3 separate regions of the Homo sapiens genome follow, and all the other regions are linked to region 2. A link is a loop called in an ENCODE intact Hi-C map of the cell type or tissue named here. Cell type or tissue: A673. All regions are shown on one strand.

The links. A loop is a pair of places that touch in the nucleus more often than their neighbours do. Peaks named below come from ENCODE experiments on the same cell type or tissue, not always from the same donor. Only the 100,000 strongest peaks of a DNase experiment are listed, where the experiment ranks them.
Region 1: it touches region 2 in a loop (5-fold over the local background); 7 of 110 quality-filtered maps call a loop at or near these places.
Region 3: it touches region 2 in a loop (8-fold over the local background); 12 of 110 quality-filtered maps call a loop at or near these places.

What each region holds. Positions count from the first base shown.
Region 1 is chr11:39,361,587-39,369,586 of GRCh38, forward strand. No RefSeq gene overlaps it. Among named protein-coding and RNA genes, the nearest start is that of LINC01493, 720 kb to the left of the region's middle. In A673, CTCF peaks have their summits at 183 and 4,490; DNase peaks (open chromatin) are centred at 4,455 and 7,015; H3K27ac peaks cover 2,651 bases.
Region 2 is chr11:38,786,593-38,794,592 of GRCh38, forward strand. No RefSeq gene overlaps it. Among named protein-coding and RNA genes, the nearest start is that of LINC01493, 140 kb to the left of the region's middle. In A673, CTCF peaks have their summits at 4,966 (motif pointing left) and 5,167; a DNase peak (open chromatin) is centred at 4,929.
Region 3 is chr11:36,999,667-37,007,666 of GRCh38, forward strand. No RefSeq gene overlaps it. Among named protein-coding and RNA genes, the nearest start is that of RAG2, 410 kb to the left of the region's middle. In A673, CTCF peaks have their summits at 293 and 4,012 (motif pointing right); DNase peaks (open chromatin) are centred at 3,385 and 4,025; H3K27ac peaks cover 2,363 bases.

The DNA of each region.
Region 1 (8,000 bases), 570 kb after region 2:
ATATAAGTTTTCAACTCATTTATGTAAATACCAAGGAGTGTGGCTATGGATTATGCTTAAGTATATGTTTAGTATTCTAAGAAACCTCCAAACTGTCGTTCAAAGTTCTGTACCAGTTTACATTCCCACCAGCAATGAATGAGGGTTCCTGTTGCTACACATCCTCACCAGCATGTGGTGCTGTCCATTTTCTAGATTGAAGCCATTCTAAGAGGACCATAGTGGTATGCCATTGTTGTTTTAATTTGCACCCTGATGACATATGATAAGGAGCATCTTTTCATTTGTTTACTGCCATCTGTATACTTTGGTTTGGTTTCTACTTAAGACTGGCACAGTTTTAATTTTTTTCTTTATTATTCAGTTTTAAGAGTTCTTTGAGGCCAGGCACAATGGCTCATGCCTGTAATCCCAGCACTTTGGGAGGCCAAAGCGGGCAGATTACAAAGTCAAAAGATCGAGACCATCCTGGCCAACATGGTGAAACCCCGTGTCTACTAAAAATACAAAAAATTAGCTGGGCATGGTGGTGCACATTTGTAGTCCCAGCTACTAGGGAAGCTGAAGCAGGAGAATCTCTTGAACCTGGGATGCAGAGGTTGCAGTGAGCTGAGATGGTGCCACTGTACTCCAGTCTGGCGACAGAGCAAGACTCCATCTCAAAAAAAAAAAAAAAAAAAGAGTTCTTTATATATTTTGGATGATGTTTACCATGTGTCTTCTGCAAATATTTTCTCCCAACACGCATAGCCTTGTCTTGTTACTCTCTTCAAGTTTTCTGTTTCAAAGCATATATTTTCAATTTTAATGAAGTCTAGATTATCAATGATCTTTTTCATGGATCTATCTCTGATGTTGTATCTAAAAAGTCATTGTCATATCCAAGGTCATCTAGGTTTTCTCCTGTGTTATCATCTAAGAGTTTCAGAGTTTTGCATTATATATTTAGGTCTATGATCTATTTTGAGTTAATTTGGTGGAATTGTGTAAGATTGGTGTCTAGATTTATTTTTTAGATACTTGGTCAATAGTTGTCTTTTTCTTTGTGTACTTTAAATATATTATTCTACTTCTTCTTGTCTCTGTTGTTTCTAATGAATAATTTAGCTGTTCATCTTATTGGATTCTCCAACAATGCATCACCGCGGATAGATCCTTCATCTCATGAGTAGGGGCAGAGGAGAAGGATGCCCTCCCTTCTTGGCTATATTCACGTGGAATTTAACCTCTGCAACATGTAGCTGGAGGCAGAATAAGTAATGTTAGCATCCTGCCCCTCCAGAGTATATAGTCCTTCAACTAAGAAAGAAAGTCCTTTGTTACTGGTTTTAACAGTCTGGATTGGAGTTTTGCCTTGTTGAGCCTTGTTGATATGGGAGAGAGGATTGTGGGTGTGAGTCTTGGTCTGAATACTGCAAACTTTCACAGATCTTTTGAAAATTTAATAGTTTCCTGAATAAGTGTTTCTTCACTCACTGTATGCACTTAGTGCCATTTACAGAGCTAGTTTTATATATGTAAAACTACACACACACATATTCTATATACATACACATATATATACACATGCACATATATATACATACATGTATAACTAATAACTATATATATCTGTATAAAATGTTACTGGTTTTGCTAAAGAGGGTTCTGAGGAGCTCCTCTCCTCTTGCTCTCATTTGAAAGTAGAATCTCATATATATGTATACACACACACACATACATATATATACACATATATACATATATTTAACTTTAGATTTCTCAATGTTATTTTATGTTTATCCCTGATGAAGACTATACAAAATAAGAGTAATGACAATAGTAACAGCAAATTATTATAGGGACATAATTAATTTGTCTATATTCTTCTGAAGATTTGAGTCTTAATTCTGCTGAAATTAACTGTCAATAGACAGATTAATGGGCCGAAATGTACACATATTTATTTACGTGCATGGAGACACAGAAAATATAAATCTCAAAGAAGAACCAGATTTATTAATAGTACTTCCTTTGTACAAGAAAAGGAGATGGGGGAATAAGCAATTTAAGAGCTAGTAAATGATTTTCAGAACTGTTGATTCGGCCCAAAGGAAGAAACTGTAGTTTGTAAATGATTCTCTTTGAAACTGAATGGAATCTAAGAACAGACTGTAGCTTGGGACAAAGTCTGTCTAGGTGTGGTGACATTCCTCAGTCATCCTGAGATGAGTTTAATCTTCCCTGATTAATGAAATTCCACAGATGGCATCAAAGGCAATTGTGTTTCTTCTGAAGGAGCTTCAGATAAGGGAACTTCAGAGTTCCTTCCACCCTGTTCTTAGGAGAAACAGGAGAAAGTCAGAAAGTCCTTGGTCCTGAGCCTGTTTCTAAAGCCTTTTCATTTCCTTCAGTTTGAAGTGCTTAGCATGCCAAAGCCTCATACTTTGAGGTATCTTTTTTTGAGCCTCAACATAATATTTTTGAGCACTGTCTAGATGCAACACTATGCTTTTTTTCTTTTATGGACACTATTTAATAGTGTTAAAATATTAATTAAAATACTTTAATAATGTCTACAGAAGAAATAGAAATATTTTATCCCTTTATTACCGATAAGGAAACAGGGTGAGAAAGTCTTTAGCAGATTCATTCAAGAATATATGGCAGAATCAGGCATTCTACTCAAGTCTCTCACATAAAACCCCTTATAATGTAATGTATAATGTAAACAATTATGTGACTTATAGACAAATGTTATTAAGAAAAACAGAGTCACGTATTCTATCTAAATTTCTAGCTATTAAATAATAAAATTAGATTTTGATTCATGAAATCAATATTTGGACCATTTTTCTAGAGTACTTTCACCCAAATTATAATTGCTATAAATTTATACAAATTATAATTGTATAGATGTGTGCCTTTTAAAAATATAAGTGTTATAATCTATGTTTTTGGGTTGTATACAAATAGTCGACCGTGCCCGGCCGCCTATAAATGTTAATATCGTATCTTGGTCGGGTGCAGTGGCTCAAGCCTGTAATCTCAACACTTTGGGAGGCCGAGGCGGGCGGATCACCTGAGGTCAGGAGTTTGAGACCAGCCTGACCAATATGGTGAAACCTCGTCTCTACTAAAAAAAAAAAAATAATACAAAAATTAGCCATGCTTGGTGGCGGGAGCCTGTAATCCTAGCTACTCAGGAGGCTGAAGCACGAGAATTGCTTGAACCCGGGAGGCGGGGGTTGCAGTGAGCCGAGATAGTGCCACTGCACTCCAGCATGGGTGCCAGAGTAAGAATTTGATTCAAAAAGAAAAATCTTAATATCACATCTTTTTTTTTTTTTTTTTTTTTTTTTTGAGATGGAGTCTCGCTCTGTCACCCAGGCTGGAGTGCAGTGGCGCAATCTCGGCTCACTGCAAGCTCTGCTCCCGGGTTCACGCCATTCTCCTGCCTCAGCCTCCCGAGTAGCTGGGATTGCAGGCGCCCAACACCACGCCCGGCTAATTTTTTGTATTTTTAGTAGAGACAGGGTTTCACCGTGTTAGCCAGGATGGTCTTGATCTCCTGACCTCGTAATCCTCCCGCCTTGGCCTCCCAAAGTGCTGGGATTACAGGCGTGAGCTACCGCGCCTGCCCAATATCATATCTTAATATTCATTATTTTTTATGTTTTATCCTTAAAAGTAAAGATTATAAGAATACACAACCAATTCTTAACAAAATTTCAAAACTAAAATGGCAGCAAAAAAACACAAAGAAATAAAAACAAAAACAAACATTCCAAATGGGAAAGAGGAATTAAAAACGTCTGTCTTAGACACAAAAAACAAGCAAATACAATAAAACTGGGAAAGGAAATGAGAGTTAAAGAAAAATTACAATAAAGCGTGATCTTTTTTATGGAGGGGTTAATATATGAAAAGAGGTTGGAAACAGCTCTGATGGTTAGGTTCACTCACTCGTTCTTTAAGAAAATATAAAGTTTTTATGATATGGCAGCTATATTAGGAATTAGAGCATGAGGAATACAATGTTTCCTTCTCTAAGGAGCTCATCTTCCAATGAAGGATAAAGGCACAATTAATGGTATATTTTGTATTCACAGGTGACCGCTCTGGTATATGTATGATACTATGGAAACAGAAAAGAAAGAGCACAGACAAGATGCATGATGATGAGGGGAGAGTTTAGAAGAAAGGGCTAGCAGTAGACATACTGCTCAAGTTGATGAGAAGATAGAGGAGGGATTTCCCAACCTGAGAGAGCACATTTTGAAAAAGAATAGGGACCTAAGAGAGAATGAGATATTAAGGCATCCATAAGTAGCTTACTGTGGCTGAAGCACCAAATTAAATATAGGTGAGTGATTGGAGAGAAATGTTGAAGAGATAAGAAGGAGGGCCCAGCATATTTGTCTGGAGACCTGGAAATCTGAGTCATCTTGAGGAATGAGCTCAAAGCAGAGGGAAGAGTGCCATCTATTGAATCTCTGCTACTGAATGCTGTAGGCTGTCTAAATCTTTCACTTTGCAAGTAGTCTGATCTTCCCAATGTCCTAAAAGCCTAGCAGCCTAGAATTTTGTTAACTAAAGGTAGATGCTTTACTTATGGCCATTCTTTATGACCCATATTTATGTGGCTGTTTTGCAAACTCTCACTTTATGAATAAGTATACCACAGTTGAGAAACTCCCCACGGTTTCACATCAATAGACAGTTATATATCTTTTTCCTTTTTTTTTTTTTTTGACAGTGGCACAAAAATTTCTGTCTTCACAGAAAAAGTTGGTATTTTTTAAAGTGCCTGCTTATTTTGTAAGCCGATTCAGGGTTGAACTTTTAAACCTGCTGGAGACATCATACATCTCTTGTAGATTTCACTTATGCTTGATATCATTACAAAGTCATTTTGAGTTTGTTCCCATGATTCACTTTGAAAGGTAGGATACTTTTTATAGTACTTTAAATTATTTTTCTAAGATATTTAGAGAGAGAAAGAGACAGAATTTTGTCACTATAATCAGAAACATCAGACATTGTTCTCACCTCTCATTTTTTCACAAGTGTCAATCTTCTGCCATGAAAATAACACATATTGTGCATGAATTCAAAAAACAAACTTAATAATGGCATTATTATTAATGCTATTGTTATCATAGAGGTAGTCATACTAGTTATTATAGAGTAGTGAAGCTGGTAGATTTGGGATGGGATTAGACATTCTGATGGATGAATACATACAAGAAAAATGTAATGACGTGAAAAGCCAAAACACAGCTCTAATCAATTTGCCACTGTTGTGAACAGATTTCTGCTGGACAGTTTAAAGCAGCCTCCTAAACAAAAAGATACATCTGAAAAGTTAAGCATAATGTATTCTCAAAGCCTCTTTTAATGAAAAGTGTACTTGTTTTGCATTGCTCTGAAAACATTAAAGGTAACAGTCAGTAGATTACGTTTCCAGGAGTGTGGCATTCTTATGGACCTATTTTTTCTTTCTTCTCTTTCTTTTCTGTCTTTATCTTTCTGTCTTTCCTTTCTTTTCCCTCCCTCCCTTCCTTCCTTCCTCTGATAGGGCCTTGCTCTATGCCTCAGGATGGAGTGTGGTGGCACAATGCAGCTCACTGCAAACTCAGACTCCTGGGCTCAAGTGATCCTCCTGCCTCAGTCTTCCAAATAGCTGAAATTGCAGGTGCATGCTACCACACCCAGTTTATTTTTTAGTTTTGTTTCATTATGTGGCCCAGGCTGTTCTCAACCTCCTGTCCTCAAGCAGTCCTCCCACCTCAGCCTCCCAGAGTGCTAGGATTATAGGCGTGAGCCATTGTATCTAGTCTATACTACTACTTTATGAAAGCACTTGAACACTTGATTCTGAGGTCTTTATTCTACCAATTTTCAAAGCTTGTCTACAGAATACACTTTGATGGTGATTCTGCAAAATTAAATCATCATTGACAATTCAGAAGACGCAAGAACATCTTTTTTTCCCTAAATGTTTAATTGAAAATAGGCACTTTGAAAAAGTTACTTCAAAATGTTGATATACATACATTATCTTAAAGGGCTTCTTATTGCCTATATGGTAAATGCTAAAAGCCTTAGCAAACTACTGTAAGCAACTCCACTATCTGACAAACAGGAAGCATCAGTTTATCGTGGTTTCCAGCGACTTATCTATATGAAGCCACAAGTCTTATCAGGATGGTGTCTTCACTGTCTTTTACATTCACTCTTATTTATGCTTCTCTTTGACTATCTAAAATGGTATTCCTCCATATCTTTCTAATTATATGGGCCTGTGCTACAATTATTTATCTGTCTACCTATTTATCATGTAACTACCTATGTATTAAGTGCTGATACAAGTTGTATCTCCTCTTTGAATCCTTTTTTACAACTGTCTTTTCTAAACAACCATGGCATTTATCATTGGTATTCCTATTCTTTCTTGCTTACATCCCTTTATTCATTGACTCAAAAATAATGGTAATATAACTCCCATAGGTAACAGGTTCTTAAAACATATAAATAAAATTTGTGTGAACTGTAATTTGTTCCCAGCATCTGGAGGGCATTAATTGGTTTTTGTAGAAGACATTCAATATAATTTTTAGCACAAAACTTTGAACATATTAATCAGCAAATATTTATGTAAAATTTAAAAAATTTTTTTCTTTCCATTTTGAAATCTGAATGTGTGAAACTTTGCAGAATGATGTGTGGTAATTCTAACAGTTCTTATGTCATATAGACTAATTTTAATCTTACTCATAACCAAGGTATTCATTATGGCAAGCTATATTTTGGCAGCATAAAAAAACACCAAATATAATACTTCAAACTCAAATGATTTTTATTCTTCACTCATGTAACATTCCAAAATAGATATTATTAGCATAAACAGAGGATAAAGGGTAGTATAGATGTTTCTGCTCCATGTACCTTGGGAAATTAAGTATTTTCATCACATGCCTAAGTAAGTGGCACACTCCATCTTAGACAGCTAGAAGAGGAAATGACAGTGAGGAACTCAGTGGGAGGTTTGTATGAGTTAGGCCTAAAAGCAACACCTATTATTCCCATTCACAATTCCTTGACTAGAATTCAATCAAATGGCTATACATAACTCTGAAGGAGCATAATAAATATAATCCTTTTGTGTGTTCATAAAGAAAAGAAACTCATTTTTGTAGAAATAGTTAAACATGTTTTAGTGGTTTATGGAAATTTTCTATTATAATCTATTAATATCACAATGATTTATATTTATTCTCTATTAATATTATAATATACTATTATATTATCTTTACATATACTTTTAGGCCTTTTATAAACAAGGGAAAAAAACAAGATCAGAGAGATCCTTAAATGAAATTCTAGAATATTTTGTAAATAAAATTCAATAACATGCTATATAGGAACCCAGTAAGGACACTGTATTTGCTAGGGTTCTCCAAAGAACTAGAACCAGTAGAATACATGCGTGCGTGTGTGTGTGTGTGTATGCAGGAGAAATCTTACCCTATTTCAGAAAAAAAGCCTTTTTGTTTTATTCGGGTCCTCGATTGGATAAAGCCCACTCATGTTAGGAAGGGCAATCTACTTTACTCTGTCTACCAATTTAAATGTTTATCTCATCCAAAACACCCTCACAGAAACACCCAGAATAATGTTTGACCAAATATCTGTGCACCCCATGGCCCAGTCAAGTTGACACATGAAATTAGCCATCATAGATACCAGTGAATTACATTGCTTCATACATATTTTGGTGTCATTGACTTTCTAAAGTTAGTGTGGACCCAGTCCTCTTTCATGTCTTGAATGTAGATTGAGAGCGAATTCATTATCATTTTCATCATTATCACTATCATCATTCTAGGTGGATACAAAAATTAAAATATTTGAATATTGAAAGTATTTTAAAAATCAAAGTAATTATCCTTCTTTTCACCATTCTTTCAAGTTTCTAACCAATCAAAGTAGGAAAACAAGAAAAAATAGTTACAAGT
Region 2 (8,000 bases):
AGGGAAGGATAATGTAAGAAGGGTTAAAGGAGACAAACACACAGAATGAATAAGATCTGGTATTTGGTAGACCAATAGGGTGGGTTTAGTTCACAATTGTTTATTGTGTGAATATATGTTAAAATAACTAAAAGAGTGAAATTGGAATGTTCCTAACAAAAAATAATAAGTACATGAGGTGATGGATGCTACAATTACCCTCATTTGATCATTACCCAATGTATGTCTGTATCAATGTATCACATGTACCACACACAAATATACAACTATTATGTACCCATAATGATTTAAACTTATTTTTAAGTTAATTAATTAATTCATAAGTTTCTAAAACCTTCTTCTCCTCCAGCTTGGTTCTGCTTCAGGCTAAGAGGACTACATTGACATGACAAGGTCTGCTGACCTCCATTTCTCCATTTATCTGACTTGAGCATTTCTTCCTTTTTCTTTTTTTTTTTTTTTTTTTTTTTGAGACAGAGTCTCACTCTGTTGCCCAGGCTGGAGTGCAGTGGCATGGAAGGTGGTCTTTTTTTAAACGGGTGCTTTCTAAGCCCTTTGGAGATAAGACTTTCTCCATCCCTAGACGCTACTCATAAGCAAAGTTTTTAATACCAGTGATGCTTGATCTGGTGGGGTCCTTAAGACCTGCCTCCACTCCCAAACACAACCCAGATTACAGTTTTGGGCACAGTCCCTCCCTCCTTCCCTCTCTCTCCTTCCTTCCTTCCTTTCTTTCTTTTCCTTTCCTTTCCTTTCTCCTTCCTTCCTTCCTTTTGTTCCTTCCTTCCTTCCTCTCTCCCTCTCTCTTTCTCTCTTTCTCTCTTTCTTTCTTTCTTTCTTTTTTGTTTCACTCCTGTTGACCCGGCTAGAGTGCAATGGTGCAATCTCAGCTCACTGCCACCTCCACCTCCCAGGTTCAAGAGATTCTCCTGCCTCAGCCTCCCTAGTAGCTGGGATTACAGACACCCACCACCATGCCCAGCTAATTTTTTTTTTTTTTTGTATTTTTAGTAGATATGGGATTTCACCATGTTGGCCAGGCTGGTCTTGAACTCCTGACCTCAGGTGATCCACCCACCTCGGCCTCCCAAAGTGTTGGGATTACAGTGTGAGCCACTGCACCTAGTCAGGCATAGTCCCTTTCAAAAAGACTGAATACAAACCCTTGTATCAAAGATTCTAATCTGATTCCTGAGAAACATATTTCCTTAGGTCTTAAAAGTGCAGGTTTACCTCTTGTGGTCACCCTTTCTCACATGGCCATCAGAGCAGCTGGCTGTAAGGGTGCCTTTCATAAATGTTCTTCTCAGACATGACTAATTGCCGATGCCACTGACTCTTCAAATTCAAGAGACAAATACTAATTTTTTCAAGGACAGATTCTTTTAAAAGTCTGTCAACTAAACCTGATGCGTAAAGAAAGCCTCTCTCCCTAATTGAGATTAAAATTCCACATAAATCTAACAACTTTATTCAAACAAATTGTGATTCCTGACTTCTCTAATTCAGCTCTTCTATAATCATAAGAGTATTGTTACACTAAGCTAGGATTTTCAACATCAGCACTAAGGATATTTTGGATTGAATAATTATTTGTTATGTAGGGTGGTCCTGAACATTACAGAATGCTTAACATATTGCTGGTTTTTATACTCTAGATGTGAGTAGCATCTTTTCCACACCACCCAAGCCATAAATATCTCCAGATATTGCCAACACTCCTTAGGGGGCAAAAATGCTTTTGGTTGAGAACCACCGGGCTAAGGGACTACTTGAGAGTCACCTACTTTACATGGCACACATCCAAGGCCATGCCTTGGATTTGATTTAGAATGTGGCATAAGTGCAACTGAACATTTCATCCCCTGCTCTTTTGTTTCCATAAAGACAAACTGTGAGAGTCCCATCTTAATATCCTCCTACTGCTGATAAACACATTTCCTTTATCCACTTATATTTCTAGTGATGTTTTAGCAGCCCAGCAATATTTTTGTGCTCTCCAAAGATTGTTACTGTAGGCAACTGCCCTATTGGCTTGCACCTAATGCTACTCAGCCAGCAACCACTGGCCACAGACATATGCCTTCAGAAGCTGGAGCAGTCATGGACTAAAGCCCAAGGATTGTTCAGTTTGGAAAAAAAAAAAAAACAGTATTTCTTTGAAGTTATGATTTCTAAAAAGCTCTGCAATCTGGGCCATCCCCAGGGAGAATAAATGCTTTGTTCCTTATGTAGCACCCTCAAACTGTAGGCCTATTCTTATAAATACACTTACATCTAGCCCAGTCATACATTAAGCAATAACTATGGCATGAGAAAAACAAATTTGAGAATATCAGGAAATAAATATTCCATGCCTGGGCTGTACTGTAAAGTTTTTTATTTAGACTTGTTCCTACCAGATTCAGAACGAATAAGTTGGGTGGGTGTGAGGGATGGCTAGAGGAGGTTATTGTATTATACTGCAATAGTACTAACATAGATATAGATATAGATATAGATATAAATATAGATATATAGAGATAGATATCTTACTACCTAAGTATGTTCACATATCTAAGATCCATATGCATTTTATTCTAAAGTATCAAACAATATGATGTATATGACACTGACATTGATTGTGGGGATTTATCAGAGTTTGTGTGCAAAGAATTTGAGCTTTCAAACCCCAAGGCTGAGAAAAGATAATAGTTTCTTAAAAGCTTATCTAGGTAAAACTCATGTTGTATTTTAATATATTCAAAGAATTCAAGTCTTATTAGACTTTTAAGAATAAAACTCTTTTTTAAATCTTTTAATAGCTTTTGTTTTAATGGAATCTGATCAGCATTTGTTGATCCGAATCCTCATCCATTATTTTAGATCATAATCTTGCTAATCTTTTAGACTATTTTCAAACAATAGCAAAATAATAACTCTTATACAAACACAAGATAAACATATGTCAAAGATGCTATGTCAATAACGAATGAGGAAGCCAGGCATGGTGGCTCATGCCTGTAGTCTCAACTATCAGGAGGCTAAGGCTGAGCCCAGAAGGCAGAGGCTACAATGAGCCGTGACTGTACCACCACCCACCAGCCTGGGCTACAGAGTGAGATCCTGTCTCAAAAAAAATGAAATAAAATAAAAGTAAAAAAATAAAAAAGAAGCTCCTTCCAAATAATAATAAAATAAGGGTGGAAACCATTACAACCATTTCAAAAGAGAATTTCAAGAAGCACACGTACCTATGAAATAAGAAATTCTGGATTAAGAAAATATGGCACATATACACCATGGAATACTATGCAGTCATAAAAAATGATGAGTTCATGTCCTTTGTAGGGACATGGATGAAGTTGGAAACCATCATTCTCAGCAAACTATCACAAGGACAAAAAACCAAACACCGCATGTTCTCACTCACAGGTGGGAATTGAACAATGAGAACACATGGACACAGGAAGGGGAACATCACACACCGGGGCCTGTTTTGGGGTGGCGGCGGGGAGGGATAGCATTAGGAGATATACCTAATGTTAAATGATGAGTTACTGGGTTCAGCACACCAACATGGCACATGTATGCATATTGTAACTAACCTGCACGTTGTGCACATGTACCCTAAAACTTAAAGTATAATAATAAAAAAAGAAATTCTGAAAATGAATTTACAAAGTTTTTTAAAGGCCCATCTACAGGACAATAATCAATTTCATTCCTTAGGTACAATTAATTGGGATTTATAGAAAAAAATCATTTGCATTTTTTTACAGTTTACTTGGTTTCAAAATAGCTCAAAGACAATCAAAGATGTAAATAACCTGAATGAGTAATCTAGACAACACACCCATTATTTTTTTCCTCATTTTAAAGGCTCCCCAAATTTTTCTTGATGTTTTCTAAGGCCAAGACTGTATTTGGAGTTTCACATTAATTATTTATTAAAGTTTCTAAATTTTTATGTTGATATTTCTAAATATAAGAAACAAGGGGCCAGGCGTGGTGGCTCATGCCTGTAATCCCAGCACTTTGGGAGGCTGAGGCGGGTGGATCACCTGAGGTCAGGAGTTCAAGACCAGGCTGACCATGGTGAAACCCTGTCTCTACTAAAAATACAAAAAAATTAGCCAGGTGTGCTGGCTGGCTCCTGTAGTCCCAGCTACTGGGGAGGCTGAGGCAGGAGAATTGCTTGAACCCGGGAGCAGGAGGTTAAAAAAAAAAAAAGAAAGAACAGAAAAGAAAAGAAGAAAGAAGGTTCATTTAATCTCATTGGCCCTTATGGAAAAATAATATCAATTACTCTATATAAATTTTAATATATTCTTGTGCATTATTTTACTAAGGAATTCCCTACCAGAACATTATAGTAAGCTATTTATTAATTGTAAGTGTAATTGTAACATAAAATTTGAATAAAAGTGAAATATTAACAATGTTTAAAATGTTCTAACAGATTAACAAATACAACAATAAGTTCTTTACACTAGTGATAATATAGCAAAATTTAATATTTTTACATTTGAGGGGATAACAATTTTTAAGAAAAATTTGAATTTTAAAAATATTAATAGATGTCATAATCAGCTTATATAAATATTTTTTAAACTGATAGAAATAAATATAAGCAACTATGTAATATTTTAAAAACTGAGGCTGCATATGTATGAGGGTTTATGTGTCTCCTGAAGAGAACAGGAATCTGAGCTTCAGTAACTGCTTCCAGTGTTTCATTCTTTCCTGCAAAACTCTGAATATTAACAGAAATGCAAAAAAGTGGCTTTATGTCTCACTATGAAGAATACAGTGATGTCAAGATGTCAGATCCTCAGATCAGATTTTATATGTATACATTAAACAGCGAAACAAGTTCAGATTGACATTAGCCTGAAGTAAAATTTATCTCATGGCATCCCTTGTCCAGATCAGCCCTGGACCAGTTGTACATCAATATGTGCAATGAGGGCACCCCCTAGTGGTTAGATACTAAAGCAGCTTTTCAACTGACACTTCATGTATATAAAGACAAAAACAGTAATTTAAGAGAAAAACTATCAAAATAGATGCACTATGCAGAGTGATACATTTTAAAATAAGAATAGAAGTAAAAAGAAGAAAAGTCTTCTCAGCGTCCCCACTGTCCTCATTCCCCAAGCTGTTCCCACTAGCTGGGTGCCCAGAGGTGGTCCCCATCTAGAGATTTTTTTATTTGTCTTTCTTTTTGTTTTGTGTTTTTGGTTTTCCCCAGTGGTCACAGTTATCCTACACTCATACGTTATCTTTGATGTCCTCAACTTTATGCAGCATTCAATTCCTGATGTGAAATCTTTGGTTTAAAAGAAACAAAAATCTTTGCGTATGGAGTGTTTTTTTCTTGCTAGAGCTATTGTTATTTAAAAAAATATGTTTCCTGCTCTAAGTTTGCTGTAGATTCTTACAAAGTTCTTTTCTGTTTCTTGAAAGAGAGGATCAGATTCATTAAGAATCATATTCCAGTACTCACTTTTTAAGATACATTATGTACAGGGAAAGGGACAGACAACACCATCTAGGGTTCTACTGCTGTTCTTAAATGTTAAAATAAGAAAGACCACCCTCTGTATCTATTGTCTATTGTCTCCAAATGGGTGGTATCTTGACATTTTCCCTGTAAAGGCTCATAACTGCTTTGAGCGTCTTCTGTGATAATGTGCCATTCAATGTGTGTGTACGTCTGCGCATCAATATATTACCATTTGCTTCCTACCATTCAAAATTACCTGGAACTTATATTTATTTCCAGTGTTCTTCGTTTTATTTTCCTAATTTTAACTGGAAGTTTGAACCAAAAGCTAGGGCAATACAAACACAGCACACTTTTTAAAATGAATTACTTTTTCTGTCAAATTTGACATTGAGGAATTAATAGTCTTATTTAAATCAAAAGTTTAGATGTCACAGTTAAAATGATCTAGTCTATGTTTTTATATCTTGATTAGTAAATTAAACATCAATTATCTTTATTCTGAAAATAATTTTTAAATGATTATACGAACATGTGATTCAAAGGGCTTTCATGTAGGAGAAATAAGATTATCCCTAAAGAGCCTAGCTGAGTAGCAAAGACATAATGAATGTTTATCACATACGATTTTTCTTCATACACTTTTAGTTGTGTTTTCTTTAATCAGCTCTTCATACCATTTCAATTTTGTAATATGAGTCATTTGACAGAAGAAAAGTACGTGACATATGGGAAGTTGGATTGGAAAGAAAAATAGGTCTTAAAAAATTGTGGTGAAAATATCCTGCTTTTGCACATTTTTCAAAGACTCTTGGCCATGAGAACATGTTGATAGGGAATCTCTTAGGGTCAAGATGAGTGAGGGTGATCTGAAGCATTATGTTCAGTTCTTTAATTATAAATACATGCCTACTGATCTGGTTCATAAGATAGGAGAAAATTTGGTAAACGTATATTGTTCCATGCATGCTACTGATTATACAAGTTATAAAATTAGCATTAGTTGCTGTGTCCTTAAAAATACTTGGATAAAGGTAGCAATAAAAGATAAGATTAATAACATGAATAATAAATATTTTATTATTCAATGTGTAAAAATTGATAGATAATAGTTGCATTCATTATTGCTGACCTCCTTCACCTTATATATGTTTGAGATAAAAGATCACTTAGTAAAAATCATTTCAACAAAATCTCACAATAGTTATCCTATGTGGTCATTTACAAACTTCCAAATGGAAGACTCAGGCAAAACATAAAGCAAAAATTATCTCAAGTAATCTTACAAGAAGGCTATTGAATTTTGATGTTTTGCTTAAAAATCATGTTCAAGAACCTTGTCCTTAAGCACTTCATCAAATCAAGAAAATGGAGACAATTTCATCACTAATTTTTAGCAGTTTTCAGTCAATACTTGAGGTATATAGTAATGAGCTATAATCTTTGTGTTTGACTCTTGAAGCTTCAGGTTCTTTGATGTTTCCAAGTCTTCCAACACAGCTAGTGTGTTTGTCTAGTTCTCTTGGAAGTTGTCCTTTATTTTAAAAATCATTTTAGTAAGTCAGTTAATATTATTCTGTTCCTACATAATTGAAACAGTCAGGTTTTTCTCCTTACCCCACCCTGGTGTTCTAAAAATAGGGCAATTGCATATGCTAGCTTATTTCTTTTTTTAAAACCAATCAACTTCAGTATGTAATAAAAATATTTCTATTTGAATTACAATAGTTAAAAAAAACAAAGCAAATGGTTCAGTATTTAATATTATTTTCCTCCAATGTAATTGTGCTATTTTATTGTAAGGTTCAGGTTTTCTATTAGACATTATGATAAGTGCAATTTTGAAAACCAAAGCTTGGTGGTAAATAACAAATTTCATGCTAGAAACAGGTAATTTTTTCTGTATTTTTATTTTAATAAAAATGTCAACCACCAATCCAGCATTTCTGGAGTATAATTAGTGTTCAATACCATACACCTCCCCCTAGACCCCAATTATGATTGTTTGCTCCAAAGAATTTGCCAGTTTTCATGGTAATCTCCTGCAATTGTAAAATAATGTCAATTTTTCAATAACATATCTAACCATATAATCATAATAAAAAAGGAACTAAAGGAAATGATTTTATGACCAATTCATTACAAATCCAGCAATAAAATCTAAACTATAAAATGTGATGATTTTATATATTAAAAACCTTGAAATCTGAAATCCTTACTGAAGTTATCAATGTGTATTTGATGATATCCATAATCATTCTTGATTCTTTTTAAAGTGAGTATTTAACAGCATCAGGAATGAAAGATTTCACGAAAGTTTCTCAAGTGATAAGTTTTTCTGTTTTTTTTTTGTTGTTGTTTGTTTGTTTGTTTTTGTTTTTGAGAAAGAGTTTTGCTCTTGTTACCCAGGCTAGAGTGCAAGCTCACCGCAACCTCTGCCTCCCGGGGTCAAGCAGTTCTCCTGCCTCAGCCTCCCGAGCAGCTGGGATTACAGGCATGGACCACCATGCCT
Region 3 (8,000 bases), 1.8 Mb before region 2:
TGTGAAAATTGCTTAGATATATGCACAGAGTATATACTCAATAGTAATTATTATACCACTTCCTCTCAGCCTTTGAAGGTGATTTTAAGCTTTGGCTTTGGTGGGAGGAACCAGCAGCTCTTTTATAGGTTAAGTCAGAACACTTTAAGCATCTTTCCTACACGAGCACCCCCTGCTGCCTTCACTTTTTTTTTTTTTTAATGGGATCTTGCAGTGGCTGGGCATGGTGGCTCATGCCTGTAATCCCAGCACTTTGAGAGGCCACGGAGGGTAGATCACTTGAGCTCAGGAGTTCAAGACCAGCCTGGCGGACATGGTGAAACCCCATTTCTATGAAAAATACAAAAACAGCTGGGCATGGTGGTGTGTGTCTATGGTGTCACTTAATTGGGAGGCTGAAGTGGGAGAATCACGTGAGCCCAGGGGACGGAGGTTGCAGTGAGCCGAGATGGTGCCACTGCATTCCAACTTGGGTGACAGAGTGAGACTCCATCTTAAAAAAATAAAAGAATAAAATAAACGGAATCTTGCTAAGTCAGAAACTTTTTTCTATACCTGTGAAGAAACTCAGCTAAGTGTAGGGAAAAGACACAAAAACGGTGAGCATTTTATAAAGCTGGAGTAGTTATATAGCAGTTACATCTATTCTGATGAACTTGCTGTCACTTCATTTTATTCAAACTTCTATCTACTTTTATCAGAGGATGAGTTTATTTTTCCTTTAGGCATTCAGAAACATTTTATATGGATACAGAAGCGGTGTTGGAGAAGGGGTGTGTGTGTGTGTGTTTGTGTGTGTGTGTGTGCGTGCATTCCTCTTTATTTCTATATCTGAAATTCTACATTTGGCTAAATTAGGACAACCTATGGGTTGTCCCTTATGAGAAAATTTGTTTTTTACTGTAGTGGTGGGAACAGATAGAAATTAATTTGTGCAACATACCACATTCACTCAGTAAGTCTTTGGAAATGAGGGCAGGGTGTTTTTCTTGGTCTTAGGATATTTGGTCTGAATTCATTGAAGGGAGCCCAGCTATTAATATACAGCCTAGCCAGAGTGGGAAGCATCCATTAAACACAGCCTTCCTTATTTAAAACAGTAATCCAACAATCTAAGTCAAATGACAATGAATTGATTTGACATACCAGTGAAATATTTTTTCCTTGACTTTTATTTTAAATTTCAAATGTTTCTTCTATATCTGGAGCCATGGAAGAACACATGAGTTAAATGAGTGAGTTGACCATAGAAAATTTTTTAAAACTGAGATATAATTATGCTACTTATTTTTCAAAAGCACTCTTTGTTCTGTTTCCTACTTTGCCAGCTAAACGTGAAATTCCTTAATTTTATTTAAATATAAGAACTATCTGGTAATTTTAAGGTGGATAAACAAAGCCAGAAGAAAGCATGTCATGTTAAAATCATACAACTTATTGATGATAGAAGGGAAATGAAAACCAAGGTTAATTGATCGATGTTAATATCAATCAGTGTTTTATATATTGAAAACATTTTGTGAAGCATTAAGTTATGGTGAGATTTTTAGTGTATTAAGTAACTCAGAAATAAGTGATTCCTTGTTAAATAAACACATAGAGTTAACACTTTGGATAGTGGCTTCCACCTATACCTTGGGGTTTAAGGATAGAAGTAAACAATCAGACATGAAAGGTCTTATATAGACTTTATCCGTATTTTCTAAGAATGACCATTTTTGACCATTTAAGGAAAGCCAACCTAAACCAGTAACTTTTGAGGCTTAGAAACAATTTGGGGAGCGAATACAGGTCTGGTCAGTGGAACTCTACATTGTCTACTTTTTTTTTTTTTTTTTTTTTTTTTTTCTGAGATGGAGTTTTGCTCTTGATGCCCAGGCTAGAGTGCAATGGCACGATGTTGGCTCACTGCAACCTCCACCTCCCGGGTTTAAGTGATTCTCCTGCCTCAGCTTCCCATGTAGCTGGGATTACAGGCATGCGCCACCACGCCCATCTATATTTTTGTATTTTCAGTAGAGACGGGGTTTCTCCATGTTGGTCAGGCTGGTATCGAACCCCCGATCTCAGGTGATCCGCCCGCCTCGTCCTCGCAAACTTCTGGGATTACAGACGTGAGCCACCATGCCCAGCCTTCCATTGTCTTTTTAATTAAAAAATGATCTAATAACTGATGCATTAAATAACGCAGTAATAGGTCTAGCCAACTATTTGAAAGATTTCTGGGGCTTAAAATTAATTTAAAAAATACTGGTATGTGTACAATCTTCTAATTGTCAGTGTAAAATGTCTCATTTTTAGGCAATGCTGAACAGTTCTTTAAACTGTGCTCATGATCCAGGTAACACATTGCCCAGAGGTGACCCTACAGCTTGGTATCTTTCTGATTTTCCTGAGCCTGAGGGTACTGAGGGAAATGCTGGGAAATGTCTAACCTCTTGAAAATAGCTTTGGGATTAGGGTAGTTAAAAAAATTAAAAGGCGAGGGCATGCCAACAAAGTAAAGATTTTTCTCCATTGGGAGATGTGTGAGCATATCTGACAACATTCTGAAATTTTTTAATTAGCAGCACAGTAAGATATTAAACTACACTATAACCAAGACACTCTTACATCAATGATCCAAAACATCTGCTATTGGGGGGTCAGTGTGTGCAGTTTTGCTCTTTCTTTCTGTAATTCCAGCATATATTCCGAAACAGCTAAAAAAGAAAAAGGTGTAAAATAGTCTCCACTGTTTTGGATAACATGAAAAGAAAGCAGATGGGTTTTAATCATAGATTCTAAAAAGGATTAGGCATTTTGGACAATCAGAACAAAAAATAAATGGTAGAATTTAAATTATGGCCATACATGTCTTCAACTTGTTCAAGGGAAGAGCCAATCAAAGTTGTCTCTAATAATGATGTTCTGTGTGGTCACAATGTCTGCGTCTGGATAACAAAACCATATAGAATCATGATAAAGAATCATGATAAAGAATCACAATTATGGAGACCTTAGAAATGACACCTCTTAGCACCTACTTGTTGGGTAGAATCTTACAGATTCTCCTACTGATATTACCATACCTCCGTTGCATTCTTCCAGGGAAAGGGAATTTATTAAAATTCAAGCCTCACAATTCCACTTGTGCTCAAACACTGGTTTTTGATTTTTTTTTCTTGATCTGAGTATGACATCTCTGTAGCAACTCATCTCGTAAAATGTGTAAGTATGGAGCCACTTTGGTAAGACAGTGTTCAGAGTCCTGCCAATTGAATATCTCTTTTGGAAATTCCTTTGGAATCTAGATTCCAGAGCAGTGGTTTTCAATTGGGATGATGTTGTCCCCCAGGGTCCATTTGGCAATGTCTATAGGCATTTTTGGATTGCACAACTGGGTGCCACTGCATTAAGTGGGTGAAATTCAGGGACGCTGGCTCTATAATGATTATAATCCTATAATGTACAGGAAACCTCCTATAACAAATAATCATCCAACTCAAAATGTTAATAGTGCCAAGGCCAAGAAATCCTGCCATAAGCAATAAAAAATAAGTCTAAGCTCTTTTTTGCACGAGAGACCTTTTGATATGTGAAGACAGTTATAATCTCAGCTTCTTCTTGTTCAGGCTTTGTAATATTTGTAATTATATTTGTAATTATATTATATTAAATATGGTAATTAGTTTGTAATTACATTTGTAATTACTTCAGTTGTTGTTCTCAATGTGCAGACAGCCTCCAGAGTCCCTCCTTGGGACATCCTTTAATTTCTCAAAGTCCTGTTCATAATTACATATTCAAACATGCAAAATTTCCCATATGTGTTCTCACTGAGTTTAGCATAGCAGTGCTCAGAAAACACTTGCAAAAGGATAAATGGGTCCATGAGGCAGTAAATCAAAGAAAAGAAGAAGAATAAGAAAATGTAGAGCGTTGAAATTCCCTAATGAGGTCCTTCGTTTATGAAGATTAAAAAGAAAAATCAAAGACTTTATGTGCATTGGTAGAAATGACACAGGATGCATACAATACCTCAAAGCTCCAGTAGGGGGAGCCCAGTCACTAATTGAAAGACTGCACGGAAGTGTTAGGGTTTAACTACGACTTTCTTAAAAACTTCCATTGGGAGGCCGAGGCGGGCGGATCACGAGGTCAGGAGATCGAGACCATCCCGGCTAAAACGGTGAAACCCCGTCTCTACTAAAAATACAAAAAATTAGCCGGGCGTAGTGGCGGGCGCCTGTAGTCCCAGCTACTTGGGAGGCTGAGGCAGGAGAATGGCGTGAACCCGGGAGGCGGAGCTTGCAGTGAGCCGAGATCCCGCCACTGCACTCCAGCCTGGGCGACAGAGCGAGACTCCGTCTCAAAAAAAAAAAAAAAAAAAACAAAAAAAACTTCCAGAGAGAAATGAAAATATTTTATCTTTTTGATTTGTTTATATGCGTTATCTATGGAGGATGTAGAGCAATGCCATTTTGATCTTCTAGTTTGAGAAAAAAAGTCCAGAATGAGAATTGTGACTTAATTGTTCAACCTAAGCACAGGCATGGTTTCTTTTTCATGGCTGTTCCATTGGGAAACTCAAACCCATCCACTTTCATGGCGGCAGATACCATTTCATGAGAGTGCACCTATTTAAAGGCAGTTATTAGACTTCTTGAGCAATAGGACATGCAAAGTTTAGATTTCACAATGGAGCAGAAAGAGTTTGTGGGGTCGTTGGAGAGAAAAACTATCCCCTTATTCATTGAATTCTGTCCTGTGTGAGATGGTCACCTATTTTAGGTGAATTCATGAACTGTCAGCTGTCAGGGGGGATGTGTGCAGTGTGTGAGCCACCCTATTCCACTCCTCACTGTGCCTCCGTCAACATGGGCATTCCTCCTCAATCTTACTGATGTCATGGGTTAGGTCAGAAAATATAATTTCTTCAGATTCTAAGGATCATTTCCTGTCTTAAAGAGCAAAGTTTACTTTATATTCAGATTGATTGTGAGCGAATGGAGGAAGCAATTAGGAGATTCCAGACACAACAGGGCCATGTCTCTCTTAAGGATAATCACCAGGGGTGGGAGGCATGGCCGGTTTCAGTTCTTCCCTACAAAATTCCATTGCCAGGAATGACTTGCTTTGGAACATTCTCTCCAATCATTGTCTACCCATGTGTGATGCCTGTTTATCCTTTTCCTATCTGACCCCAATAAGTTCCCAAGGCACTTCGCTACTGTTCTTTGTCAATGACAAATGGTTGTTTAATCTAGACATCCATATATTGCTGCTTCTCATGCTCCTGATCAGAAGCAGGAGGCCAGTATGATTGAGTTGCTCACTCCCCCAAAACCAGAAGTTCACACGTGAATTTATTCAGCTTCTATGAATTCTGATTCTCCAGCAACAGAAGGGCCAAGCCTAACAATTTTTCTGAAGAGGTTTTGGCATAGCAGGAAAAACATGGAATTTTGAATCAGAGACCTAAATTCCAGACCCTGCTCTTCAACTTGGTGTTCAATAGTTACTTAATTTTCTCACCTCTATACTTTTCAAATAAAGTAATAAATATTATGTAATAAAGAAATATATGCTATTTTTTCAAATAAAGTAATATACCTACTTATTTTTGAAGCAAAAATAGTAATGCCACAAAAAATCACTTTTTACATTGAAAATGGCATACGCATATTTATATGTTATGCTGCAAGTAGATTATGTTTAAGATATCTCAGTTGAATACTAGTATGACACTATTAGAAATTAAAGTTGTTACATCATTCTGAATACTTCTTAGGGAAATATCCTAGAAGTTAATTACAAGGAGATGGGATAATGGAATGACTTCATATGGGGCTGTGATAAAAACAAGTGGGAACTAGAGTTAAAGGAGGTAGAATACCAGAGGAAATGTTACTCTAAAGAAGAGAACAGAGATAAAGAAAGATTGTTTTGCAAAAGAAAAGGCTCTCCAAATAAACTCAAAAGAACCTGCTATTAGGTATTAGCTTTATGTAGCAAGCTAAGGTTAACAATCTATTCAAAGATTACAAACTGATTATCTAGCTGAGAATAAAGCAGGATACACAGAAATAAAGCTGAATTTTGGAAACTCAGTTAATAAGTGACAGAGAGGAATAGATTCTTGGGTTTGTCTCATTTCCACCACTCAACCTTAGGGAAATTGATCGACCTCTCTAAATTTCAGTTTCCTAATGTATAAAGTGAGGCGATTGGTCCATGAGATGCTGTGTAATAATCTGACCCATTTTTACATAAATTTTTTAAACCTATATGACCTTTACTATTCAGAATTTCTCCTTCTTTGTCCCTAGTTTTGTTTAAATTATTTACTTACGTTTAAAATAAAACTATTTTCACTGCTCTTATATTACAATTTTACATAAAACATGCTACAGTTGTAGATCTTCAGGAATCGTTCATTTCTAGACTTGGAGATGTCCATGTCCAAAAAACTTTGTGATGTGGGTGGATTTCACCTTGTCCTCGTTTGGAGTTTGGAAGAATCTCAAACTGATTCTGGTTAGTTCCAACCTTTAGGTGCTGAGTGCTTTTTTTTTTTTACACTGCTCCTTCAGGGAATTTAGAGTTTCTACATCTGTTTTAGAGACTTAAGCATGGAAGAGAGCATTATAAATATAGGGTCGTTTGCATGGGCCAAGCAATGTCTTACATCATTATTGGCCACCATGTCTGCTGGGTAACTGATGTGCAATGTGCAGGTAACTGTTGATGAGATGCTCTCACCCTGTGGCAAAGAGAAGGAAAACTAATACTATACCTCAGCCCAGGCTACTTGTGTCAGAGGAGTTCAAACCAGAGCGAACCCATCTTGAATACGGGTTGGGTAAAATAAGGCTGAGACCTAGTGGGCTGCATTCCCAGGAGGTTAAGGCATTCTTAGTCACAAGATGAGATAGGAGGTTGGTACAAGATACAGGTCACAAAGACCTGGCTGGTAAAACAGCATGCAATAAAGAAGCCGGCCAAATACCACCAAAACCAAGATGGTGATGAAAGTGACCTCTGGTCATCCTCACTGCTCATGATACACTAATTATAATGCATTAACACCAGTGCCATGACAGTTTACAAATGCCATGACATCATCAGGAAGTTACCCTATGTGGTTGGAAAAGAGAAGGAATCCTCAGTTTCGGGAATTGCCCACTCCCTTCCCAAGAACTTGTGAATAATCCACAACTTGTTTAGCATTATAATCAAGAAGTAACAATAACTGTAAGCAGGTGAGCAGCCCTTGCGGCTGCTCTGCCTAAGGAGTAGCCGTTCTTTTGTTTCTTTACTTCTCCAGTAAACTCACTTTCATGTTACTCTACCAATTTGCCTGAAATTCTTTCTTGTGTGAGATCCAAGAACCCACTCTTGGGGTCTGGAATGGGACTCCTTTCCAGTAACACCAGGGCACTCATTTAAATGACAAGGGCAGTCTGTGGGGGTTACCTGGGTTTCCTTATGGCTCACGTGGAGGTGGGAGGTCCTACATTTTGCCTCTTCTTGTATTCCATCTCCTAGTTCTCCTTGTCCTCCTCAAGTGCCCTTTTTTAGCTCTACCCTCCTGGATAAAGCAACCTTAATTTTCCGTTTTGGGTGAAGTTATTTAGCTGTTCATCTACATTTCTCCTAATCTCTTTCTTGTGAATGAATTTTATGTTCTGCTTCTTTAGGCCTTTCCTCTGTGACACAAAATCTTTTCTCACTTTTTTAAAAAAACTTCTTTAACATTTCAGTTCTCACTTTAACACTTTGGCTTTCAAGAGTACTGTCTTTGAAACAAGCTTCAAGTGACTATTTTGGAAGTCAAATACTGAATAGTGATGCTTTTTCTCTATGCCTTCCACCTCTAACAACCCTAATTCTTCTGCAGGCAATGGATGTCTCTGCTGAATAGCAGTTAGTACAAAAAAAGGCAAAGCACAGGGACAGATTTTAAAGTATTTTCTCACAACAAAACTACAAGGCTACTCATACAGACACACAATTCA